2 separate regions of the Homo sapiens genome follow, and region 2 is linked to region 1. A link is an interaction called in ENCODE POLR2A ChIA-PET data of the cell type or tissue named here. Cell type or tissue: CD4-positive, alpha-beta T cell. All regions are shown on one strand. Each heading gives the region's core, and the rest is flanking DNA. Links, peaks and the distances in the headings are about the cores only. Region 1 has its middle 11 kb from the start of GPR25. Region 2 has its middle 62 kb from the start of INAVA.

The links. ChIA-PET counts read pairs that join two places held together with the same protein. Peaks named below come from ENCODE experiments on the same cell type or tissue, not always from the same donor. Only the 100,000 strongest peaks of a DNase experiment are listed, where the experiment ranks them.
Region 2: POLR2A ChIA-PET joins it to region 1 with 9 read pairs; 2 of 35 experiments call an interaction of 5 or more read pairs at or near these places.

What each region holds. Positions count from the first base shown.
Region 1 is chr1:200,860,867-200,863,780 of GRCh38, reverse strand. It overlaps the pseudogene RPL34P6. Among named protein-coding and RNA genes, the nearest start is that of GPR25, 11 kb to the left of the region's middle. In CD4-positive, alpha-beta T cell, for the core only: no CTCF peak of the experiment used is centred there; DNase peaks (open chromatin) are centred at 870 and 1,360; H3K4me3 peaks cover 470 bases; H3K27ac peaks cover 1,310 bases.
Region 2 is chr1:200,955,306-200,958,219 of GRCh38, reverse strand. It overlaps the pseudogene MROH3P. Among named protein-coding and RNA genes, the nearest start is that of INAVA, 62 kb to the right of the region's middle. In CD4-positive, alpha-beta T cell, for the core only: no CTCF peak of the experiment used is centred there; no DNase peak of the experiment used is centred there.

The DNA.
Region 1 (2,914 bases), core at 166-2,665:
GGAAGAGCAGTCTTAAGTTCTTTATAGAGTTAGTTTTAGTAGAGTTAGTACCCTATAAAGTACATGAATTCTCTTGATGGACAAGAGGCTCTTACTGTTGACAAGACAAGGGCGCATCTGTCCTTTACTTTCGGTTCCATACCTCTAATACAGCACACGGTATATCCGTTGTTTGTAAAGGTCTAATGGCATCCACTTCAAGAGTTCCTTGATGGAAGAGAACTTACCTTTGTGACCTACCTAGCCCCTTTCATCTAATAACTGTTTCCTAGATAATTCTGATTAACCTATTATCAGAATTTGTTTTCACCACTTTTGCAGTTTTTCCATTCTCTCATCTTTATGAATCTAGATATTAAACAGCAGGTGAGCGTAACAGGCTGATTTTAGCTGTTGTGTTGATGATGGTTAACAGTCTTGGGCAAGAGAACAAAATCCACTTTAACCACAAGTTCTGAGTTTTCTACCAATGGTGAATACGTTATTAACTAGTAACAGCTGTGAGCCTTATTCTTATTCCACAACATGTACAACGCAGTGGGAAACTGTACCATATGGCACAGTAAGGGGATTTGAAACCAGAAGGCTTAGGTGCCACTTGTAATGCTGTCACTTACTAGCTTTGAGTCCCTGGGACAGCTACTAACCTTTTAAAGCCTCATCTTCCTCATCTGTAGAATGGAGACGTAAATGCTCACCTCCTCCCAGGCAGCAGTAAGTTAAAAGAGAAAGCAAAGCAAAGAATCTTTTAAATTATAAAGCAATTTTTTTTTTTTTTGAGACTGAGTCTCACTCTGTCACCCAGGTTGAAGTGCAGCAGCGCGATCTCGGGTTGAGAGCCACATTTCCTTTTCTATATAAACACACAAACCCTGAAGTATGAATAATAGGGTCGGCCAGGAATCACAGCAGCTGAATGTAACTGTGAAGTAGAGGTGCTGTAGACGATACTTGCCACCTGTGTTGGATGCCTCTAACACCTACTGAAGGCTGAATCACAGGTTCAATCACCTAAAACAACAGGTTGGGGTTAAGAAGAATCAAATGCATTAGTAGCCTAAGGTACCATGGTGGCTTTGCTTAATGTGTCCCCAAAAAAAAAAAAAAAAAAAAACCTTAGTGGGTCTTAAAACATTTCTTAATTTGCTTTTCACCTCTTTGATGGAAAATAATTGCCCCCTATTTTCCTGACATAAATAAGCCACTGTAGATGGAATAAAGTTATCTGATTTTAGCTGTTGTTGTGACACATATCACCACAGTGATTTAAACACATGTACAAAACTAATCTGTGTTGTCTAAGCATGTGGCCTTGAGTTGCTAGAAGACCTACATGCCCACAGGGGCAAAAAGGAAGTGACTGAAACTAGATTCTAGATCTCCTTATTTGAAGAGCAACTCTGACATACCAATCTGTGTACTTCCCCCACCCCCATCAAATTAGGCAAAATCATTAATATCTCATTTGTTTCTTTTGAGAAGATACCTATTTCTTAAGCATCTATATACTTCTAAGGGACGACAGAATTTCACACTCATTTTATAGATGTGTTTCTCCAATAGCCAATTCCTAGGTCATAACATTACAGCTACATTTCCTTTGCTGAATTTTATTATCATCTTTCTGTGTAGACAGATCATGAAATAAAGGTGTTTGTTCCTATTCACTACAGAATATTTTCCTCTGCCCTAGTTAAGAAGTATCAATTTCAGTCATAAGGCAACACATTCTTATTGTGTGGGGGCTCTAGGGTTTGTGTACACTTTTTTTTTTTTTTTTTTTTTTTTTGAGACACAGCCTCACTCTGTCACCCAGGCTGGACTGCAGAGGTGCGATCTTGGCTCACAGCAACCTCCGCCTCCTGGGTTCAAGCAATTTTTCTGCCTCATGTTCCTGAGTACCTGGGATTACAGGCGTATGCCACCATGCCTGGCTAATTTTTATTTTTTAGTAGAGACAGGGTTTCGCCGTGTTGGCCAGGCTGGTCTCAAAACTCCTGACCTCAAGTGATCTGCCTGCCTTGGCCTCCCGAAGTGCTGGGATTATAGGCATGAGCCACCACCATACCTGGCATTGTGTACATTTTTCTAATGTTGCCTGGGTCTTAGGGTTTTTTTTTTTTTTTTTTTTGAGACGGAGTCTCGCTCTGTCGCCCAGGCTGGAGTGCAGTGGTGCAATCTCGGCTCACTGCAAGCTCTGCCTCCCGGGTTCATGCCATTCTCCTGTCTCAGCCTCCCAAGTAGCTGTGACTACAGGTGCCCGCTACCAGGCCTGGCTAATTTTTTTTGTATTTTTAGTAGAGACGGGGTTTCACCATGTTAGCCAGGATGGTCTCGATCCCCTGACCTCGTGATCCGCCCACTTCGGCCTCCCAAAGTGCTGGGATTACAGGCGTGAGCCACCGCGCCCGGCCGGGTTAAATATTTTTATTTCTGAAAATTAAAGTACTGGAAATATTGTGGAAATATAGCTGTGCTCTGAAGTTACAGAACCTATCAAAAAGGTCCCAAGCTAGAAAACCACATTTATGTCTACTAACCAGATATTTCTTCAGGTATATAATTAGGCATGACGATTATTTTATAGTTTTGTTATCAGATCTCTTTTTTCTTAAAAAACACCTTTTTCTTTACTCTGTTCTGAGTAAGTAGAATCAGCAAAATCAAAGTGAAACTTACAAAATAATGGTCAAGAACTAGCTTCTCATGGCTACTCCAGATCAGTGAGTTCACTGGCCATTCAGTTTCAAAGACATAGAGCACTAGTTCTGGTACAATATAACTATCAATTCACCAAAAGATAGTGAATTAGTATGAGCAAGATTAACATAAGATAAGCACATTTATAAATCATACTATGTAGACCGTCTGTGCTAAGCATAGAAAGTTACCGACTTTTTAACATTGCCCTAAG
Region 2 (2,914 bases), core at 197-2,696, 94 kb before region 1:
GACCCCAGAGAGGCCTTCACCTCCTCAAAGAAGGGCACCAGCGTGAAGGTGAGCTGGGTCAGGAAGGAGGAGGAGTGCTGCCAGGTGAGGTGGCTCAGGAGATTCTTCAGCACCAGCAAAGTCTCCAGTACGATGTCGCTGTTCGAGGAGTAGCAGCAGTTCAGCACATAGGGCTGGAGGATTCGGAGCCGCCTCACCTGCGGGAGACAGTGGCTCAGGGAATGGGGAGCTGGGGAAATAACTCCTGCCAAGCCAAGGAATTCTCATTTCAAGTCAATTCAGCCCCACAATTGAGAGCCACACTCTACTGCTTTTTCATTCCAGAGCTGGGACTGGCCCAGCATCTGGGTGGCCATCGGAGTGAGCTGCCCAGGAGGGCATTTGGGGAGGTACCTTGTGTCCATCATGAGGGAAGGGGAGAAAACAGAGGAGGCCCCCTCCTCCCACTACACTGTAAGTTTCCATCGCCACTGCGCTTCTCATCCCTGATGATGACAGCAATCTCCAAGGGACCTGGATGACGTGTGAGATCCTGGGGTTAGCTTGGTCTATTCTCTGAAATGACCCATGAAAAAACTTCCTCAGGAGACCTTTCCTGGGAGGGAGAAATCATGAATGGCTCAAGCCCCAACTCCTGTCTGTGCTGTACTGGCCTCATGAGGATTTGCTCTCTTTGATCCCAAGAGTGTGTCCCACCCTATCTATAACTGGACACACCAGATGTTCCTTCTCCTGGTTACATCTCCTGAGCGCACACCCTTAGCCCCTGCCCCATTTTACCATGTTTTCATGCTTCGCAAAGACCTCTAGCATCTGCAGCAATGGCTTCACTGTGGCTGGCTCCTCACTCTTGAACCAGTTTGCCAGAATGCAGGTGGTGAAGTCATCCACTAAGGCTGCCACATCTGGGCACTGAAGCAGCTGGGGAAGGGAGACCAAGAAAGACAGGTGGGCAAGGAGAAAAAAAAATCCTCAATGACTTTGGACTAGGTTCCTACTCACTAGTAGGGAAATGTTCTTAAGGGTTTAGAATTGGTAGAGAGGCCAAAGCTTTAAGGATGAATTTGCACCTGTCATCCCAGAAGTCATTTATTCATTCTCCAAGTTTTCCTTAAGCATTTTCTTTTTTTGAGATGGAGTCTTGCTCTGTCGCCCAGGCCGGAGTGCAGTGGTATGATCTCGGCTCACTGCAACCTCCACCTCCCGGGTTCAAGCAATTCTCTTGCCTCAGCCTCCTGAGTAGCTGGGACTACAGGCATGTGCCACCATGCCCACCTAATTTTTGTATTTTTTAGTTGAGATGGGGTTTCAGAATGTTGACCAGTCTGATCTTGAACTCCTGACCTCAGGTGATCCACCCGCCTTAGCCTCCCAAAGTGCTGGGATTACAGGCATGAGCCACCACAAACCTGGCCCCTTAAGCATTTTTTTTTTTTCCAGATGGAGTCTCACTCTGTCGCCCAGGCTGGAGTGCAGTGGCACGATCTCGGCTCACTGCAACCTCCACCTCCCGGGTTCAAGCGATTCTCCTGCCTCAGCCTCCCGAGCAGCTGGGACCACAGGCATGTGTCACCATACCTGGCTAATTTTGTATTTTTTGTAGAGAGGGGGGTGTCACCATGTTGGCCAGGCTGGTCTCGAACTCCTGACCTCAGGTGATTCACCCGCCTAACCTCCCAAAGTGCTGGGATTACAGGTGTGAGCCACCACGTCCAGCCGCATTAAGCATTTTTGATAAGGGAAACTGCAGGAGATAAAAGTAAGAAATGCACTCTGCCCTCAAAGATCCTAGCAATTCAGCTGGAGAGTCAAGACTTAGGTACATGAACGACCTAGTGAACATTTCAAGGCAATAACAATACTACACAAATTAAAAGCAAGTAAAAAATTATTATAAACAGGTGTTGATTCATCTAGGAAAAGATTGTGAAAGAGGTAGAACTTGGCCAGGTGTGGTGGCTCATGCCTGTAATCCCAGCACTTTGGGAGGCCGAGGTGGGCGGATCACCTGAGGTCAGGAGTTCGAGACCAGCATGGCCAATATGGTGAAAGCCCGTCTCTACTAAAAATAAAAAAATTAGCTGGGCATGGTGGCAGGCACCTGTAATCCCAACTACTCGGGAGGTTGAGGCAGGAGAATCGCTTGAACCCGGGAGGCGGAGGTTGCAGTGAGCCAAGATCATGCCATTGTACTCCAACCTGGGGGACAAGAGCGAAACTTTGTCTCCAAAAAAAATTTAAAAAAAAAAAAAAAGAAAGGTAAAACTTGAGCTGAACTTGAATAAAGAGAACTTCAATGAGCAGATGGGAGGGGAACGTAAACATGTGTGTGTTTAACGGGAAAAGGTGGGTATAGCAAAACAAGGGCGAAATGTAGGGATAAGCTAAGCGTAATGTAGTTGAGGGAAGGGCAACTGGGTGCTGGCCCGACTCCAGAGGAGGATCCCATTGGCAAGAAATGTTGGGCGTGGGAAATGTGTTGGGTTGACAGAAGGTCCTAGGAGGAGAGAGATCAGCATGTTATCTTTTGGAGTTGCTCTAGTCAACTGTGGCGGCTCACACCTGTAATCCCAACTACTCTGGAGGTTGAGGCAGGACAATCACTTAAAGCCAGGAGTTGGGGACCAGCCTGGGCAACATAGCGAGACTCCCTGTCTCTAAAAAAAAGTTAAAATAATTGCTTCAAGCACAGGTAATAAGGGTCTGGACTAGGCCAGGGTAGTGGGAATGGAGAAAGGATGACCCTGAAGAACACTGCAAAGCACGTATTAGTCAGATTTACTGACGTGCTGAAAAAGCAAAAGAGAAAAGTCAAAGACAGTCCCCTAGAATAGTAACTTTTTTAAAGGGAGGGGGAAAAAGGAGAATTATTAAGAAATCATTGTCGGCCAGGCGCAGTGGCTCACGCCTGTAA